Regions from separate parts of the Homo sapiens genome. Here region 1 is linked to region 2. Evidence: read pairs that join two places in POLR2A ChIA-PET (ENCODE). Cell type or tissue: OCI-LY7. All regions are shown on one strand.

Evidence for each region. ChIA-PET counts read pairs that join two places held together with the same protein. Peaks named below come from ENCODE experiments on the same cell type or tissue, not always from the same donor. Only the 100,000 strongest peaks of a DNase experiment are listed, where the experiment ranks them.
Region 1: POLR2A ChIA-PET joins it to region 2 with 5 read pairs; 3 of 35 experiments call an interaction of 5 or more read pairs at or near these places.

Annotation. Positions count from the first base shown.
Region 1 is chr19:1,831,791-1,834,290 of GRCh38, forward strand. The region is part of intron 1 of REXO1 (RNA exonuclease 1 homolog); the gene reads right to left. Among named protein-coding and RNA genes, the nearest start is that of REXO1, 15 kb to the right of the region's middle. In OCI-LY7, no CTCF peak of the experiment used is centred here; no DNase peak of the experiment used is centred here.
Region 2 is chr19:1,506,469-1,508,968 of GRCh38, forward strand. ADAMTSL5 (ADAMTS like 5) reads right to left here. Exons shown (of 12, transcript NM_213604.3): 6 at 1,975-2,102; 7 at 1,530-1,641; 8 at 1,089-1,175; 9 at 774-937; 10 at 271-460; 11 at 122-193. It overlaps LOC124904609 (a long non-coding RNA gene), which reads left to right and starts at 1,524. Exons shown (of 2, transcript XR_007067084.1): 1 at 1,524-1,648; 2 at 2,196-2,500. RefSeq lists an enhancer at 1,276-2,125 and a silencer at 1,450-1,649. In OCI-LY7, no CTCF peak of the experiment used is centred here; DNase peaks (open chromatin) are centred at 1,443 and 1,783; H3K4me3 peaks cover 1,135 bases; H3K27ac peaks cover 556 bases.

The sequences.
Region 1 (2,500 bases), 330 kb after region 2:
GCCAAGATTGAGCCATTGCACTCTATCCTGGGCAACAAGAGCAAAACTCCATCTCAAAAAAAAAAAAAAAAAAAAAAGAAAGAAAAAGAAAAAGAAAAAAAGAAATGGCTGGTTTCCCAAGCTGCTCCCCCGAGACACACCCACCAGCAGAACAAAAGCCTCCCCAGGTAAGTCCCCATCCTAATCCCTGGGACCTGTGGCCAGGCCACCTCACTCAGCCAATAGACTGCAGGTGCGACTTGAACAAAGGACCCTGAGGGTGGGTGAACATCTTGCATTATCCGGGAACCCAGTGTCCTCACAGGGTCCTTTAAAGAGGGAGGCAGGAGGGTGAGAGTCAGAGAGACTGGAAAAGGCTGTGCTGTGGGTTTGAAGGGGAGGAAGGCGCCCTGAGCCGAGGGATGCAGGTGCCTCCAGATGCTGGGAAAGGCGGGCACTGACTCTCCCCGGAAGCCTTCGGGAGGCCCAGTCCTGCCCACAGCTTGACTTGAGCCCAGCGAGGCTGACTTTGGACTTCCCAGCCCAGCGCTGAGAGAGAGTGTGCTGCTTTAAGGCCCACGGGGACGAATGCAGCCTCACCGGGTGATGAAAGTGCAGTGGAAAACAGCTGCCCGCTGCCTGTACCTGCGAAGGCGGAAGGCCCCTCCTGTTCCCGGGAACCCTGCAGGGACAGCGGGAGGCCGGGACCCGGAGGCTGCAGAGGAGGTGGGAGGAGGCCTGGTCACGGGCAGCTGCCGCCTTTCCCTTGAAATCACAGCAGTGTTGTGCCCATCTTTAAAATTACATTTAGGGACCAGGCACGGTGGCTCACGCCTGTCATCCCAGCACGGTGGCTCACGCCTGTCATCCCAGGCACGGTGGCTCACGCCTGTCATCCCAGCACTTTGGGAGACCAAGGCGGGCAGATCACCAGCTCAGGAGTTCAAGACCATCCTGGCCAACATGGTGAAACCCCATCTCTACTAAAAATACAAAATTAGCCAGGCATGGGGGCGTGCACCTGTAATCCCAGCTACTGAGGAGGCTGAGGCAGGAGAATCGCTTGAACCCAGGAGGCAGAGGTTGCAGTGAGCCAAGATCACACCACTACACTCCAGCCTGGCGACAGAGCAAGACTCTGTCTCAAAAAAAAAAAAAAAAAAAAAAATTACACTTAGTGCCAGGCTCAGTGGCTCACGCCTGTAATCCCAGCACTTTGGAAGGCCAAGATGAGCAGACTGCTTGAGTTCAAGACCAGCCTAGGCAACACGGCGAGACCCCGTCTCTACAAAAAAATACAAAAAATGAGCTGGGTGTGATGGTTGCATGCCTGTGGTCCCAGCTACTTGGAAGGCTGAGGTGGGAGGATCTCTTGAGCCTAAGAGGTCAAGGCTTCAATGAGCTGTGATCACACCACCGCATTCCAGCCTGGGCAACAGAGCAAGATCCTGTCTCTAAAACAAATAAAATTAAGTAGCATTTAGACAAGAGGAAGGATCCGTGTGTCTGTTTTGGACCACTCGGAACTCCGCGGGACTGTGTGGAGGGCCACGAGGTACGGGCAGGCAGGGGAACATCACACAGAAGCCACAGGTTCTTCTTTGCCTGTGCCAGGCTACAGCCAAGGCATTTCCAGGAAACGTCACCCCATGTGCCCAGCAGGCGCAGAGGGGCCCATTCTGGCACCATCTCACAGCCAAGGACCCTGGGAGTCAGCGAGGGCACCCAACTAGGATCAGCAACTGTGGCTGCCAGTTCCTCTGTGCGGGGAGGGACAGCTGCCAGGCCAGGAGGATGCTCCCGGCAGGGAAACGGCCGGCTGGGGCTGGGTGTCAGCCCCCACCCAGGGGGAGGGCTGCGGAGGCCAGCAGCAGCTCAAGGGCGCCCTCCCGGCCCACTTCACTGGGGGAGGCTCCGGCTCCTCCCTGACCCAGCCGGCTGCAGAGCACGCCACCCTGCCACCCGCCTGGTGAACAGGGCAACTAGTGCCAGCCCTCCCCCAGCCCCGGAAGCCCGGCTGCCCAGTGACGTGGAGGGGCCAGGCCAAGGCCACTGTGGCGTGAGCTGCAGAGATTCATGAAGGGGAGGTGACAGAGCACAATTACTGAGGAGGAGCAAGGCCAGGTCAGGGAGACACTGGTCTCCCCTCCCAAGGCTCCAGCTAACGGGGATGCAGAGAGGAGGAAGAGCCCGCCTAACGGGAAGGCTCTCCTCCCCAGGCAGGGGTGGGCAGCAGTGAGACTGGGCCCCAGGAGGGCAGGCGGGGGTGGAGGGGACTGAGGCATCTCTAAGGGGCTAAGGATAAGGGACTCCACTCAGGGGCTTCCACCTCCTTGTCCTGGACCCCAGGGCTCTAAGACACAGCCTGCAAGATCAACCCAGCCCAGGGGAGCCAAGAGTCACAGGCAATACACACACCAGCCAGCAGACACCCGCGAGCCCTTCCCAAAGGAAGGAAATTCAGACCTCTGGACATTGTGGACTCTGAAAGGAGAGACCATTTCCCCAAAAGGTGCTTTTG
Region 2 (2,500 bases):
AGGGTCAAGAGGCAAATTAGGATCAGAAGAAGGGGTCAAGGGTAAAGTCAGATTAGGGTCAGAGGTCAGGAGGAGGCCAGGTTAGTAGGGGCTAAGTCAGGGTAGAGGTCGGGGGTCTCACCAAAGTCACTGCCGCAATAGTGGAGTAGTCGGTGGGCGCGGCCGCGGGTGTCAGGGCAGGGTGGGCAGGGGTCTGTGGGATGGGCGGTGCTGTGAGGGGCACAGGCCTCAGTCCCCACTCATCCCCCACCCTGGCTGTCCCCACCTCACCTGGGGCCAGCGTTGGGGTCTGTGCAGGGGTGACAGCAGGGGCTGCGGGGGGCTGAGGCTCCACCCCCCGGGGCTGAGGCTGCCTCAGGGGCCAGCCCAGGGCCTGCACACGAGCCTGGAAGGGGCTGTAGCGCTCCCGAGGGAGCCAGAACTCAAACTCGATGCCAGGGTTGGGCTCCTGCAGGAGGACCTGGAGCAGGGGAGGGGACACAGGGAGCTTCACAGGAGGCTGGGGTTGCCTCCTGCCTCTGACCCTACGACCCCAGCCTCCCCACTTTGATCCTGTCTGCCCCCAGCCTCCCTCCTCTGATGCTCTGTCCCTAGCTGATCCCCTCTGACCCTGTCCCCACCCTCCCCCCTCTGATGCTCTGTCCCAGCCTCTCCCCTCTGACCCCAGACTCCCCCTTCTGGCCCCAGTCACCTCCACTCCTACCCTCTGTCCCCAGCCTCTCCCCTCTGTCCCCAGCCGACCCCCTCTGACCCTGTTGGAGGCCCAGTGGCACCTGTAGGAGCAGGTCATGGGAGGTGGGCCCGGCTGCTTGCAATGTCTCCTGGGGCCCTGTGTCTCGGGTGTAGACCACATGCGTGCCGGCCGCCTCGTAGGTCCCTGGTGGGCTGACCACCCAGTGCCCATTAAGCACGTAGCGCCCATCGCCCCCCATCAGTGCTGCAAGGGAACAGTCAGCCCTCAGGAACCTGTCGTCTCGTCTCCCAGACCCTGGGGTCCCCTCCTCAGGCCTCAGTCTCCCCATCTGTAAACAGGGACAACCGCCCCCGGGTGCCCAGCCGGGTGCCTCTCGCCTCACATCCTAGGATACCCAGGTGGTTGCGGCTCCTGTGTTCCACGCGGATGTGTCTGGCGCCCTCGGGGATCAGGGTCACGTTCCAGTACCCAGCGAAGGCACCTGGGTGGGAGGGTAGGAGGGTGTTGGGGTGCCAGTGGGGGTGTATTTGAGCGATGACTTGAGGATTTAATGAGCTACTGCGGGTAAGACAGCTAGCCAGGGTCCTGGGAACCGGAAAACCCTCCGTAAACGTTTGGAGTTACAATTACTATTGCTTCAGTGTGGCAGGGAAAGGGTTAAAACCCCATCTGTCCTGGGGAAGGGCGGGACAATCTGTCAGTAGCCAATCAGGATGAGGAGAAAGGGGGGCTGGGCCGCACACTGGCCAATCAGCACGGAAATTTGCTTCCGGGCCACGGCTCGTTAAAGGGCCCACTCTGACGTGTGTGCAGGGAGGGCGGGGCAGGTAGTCACCGGCGTCACGAAACACGCGCTGCACGAAAAGGCACGAGTCGTTGGCGCCTCCGCAGCGGCCACAGCGGTCCTCGAGGGCACCCGAGCCCAACAACCCATCACAGCCGGCGCTCTAAAGGGTGAAGGACAGGCGCGGCGTCACTGACGCTGGGAGGGGCAGGACCTGGGGAAAGGGCAGTGCCTGGGAGCAAGAGGACGAGGCCTGGAGGGAAGATGGGGGTGGAGCCTAGGGAGGAGCAGGACCTGGCGGGAGGAGGATGGGCTTGGCGCCCGGGAGTGGGTGCCTAAGGGGGGCTGGGGGCAGGGCCTGGAAGGGGAGGGGGAAGGCGGTGGAGCCTAGGGAGGGGGTGGAGGCTAATGGGAGGAGGGCGGAGGTGGAGCCTAGGATGGGTGGGGCCTGAGTGGGAGGTGGGCGGGGCTCGGGCGGGGCCTGACGAGTCCTTACAAGGCAGCGGCCAGCCACGCAGACCCCCTGGGCACCCGGGCTGCAGGCGGTGCCGTCCAGGACGCGGCCGAAGCTGTGGTAGAAGGCGTGCCCCTCAGCCAGGCAGTTGAGGTCGCACTGGTTGGGCGCTGAGGGCAGGAGGAGTCGGTGGGCCGGGGACCCCTGTTCGAGCTCCAGTCCCCCTCTACCAAGCTTCATCAGGCAACCATCACTTTGGGCAGATGAAGCCCAGAGATTTGGCCAAAGCCACACATCGAGGCTGAGGCAGAGCCAGGACTGGACCGTAGGTGCTCTGCGTCCAGCAACCTGGGACTCGCAGGCAAGTATCCTGGGGCTGCATTCATTCATTCATTCATTCATTCATTGTCTTTATATTAGGAGTCCTTACATATTATTCATTTTTAACACCATTACTCATTCTTCATTCCACTGAACACCTACTGTTTTCCAGACACTGTTCCAAGCTCTAGGATACAGAAGCAAGAATTCAATCAGTGTGCAGATGGATGGCCTTAAAAAAGGCCAG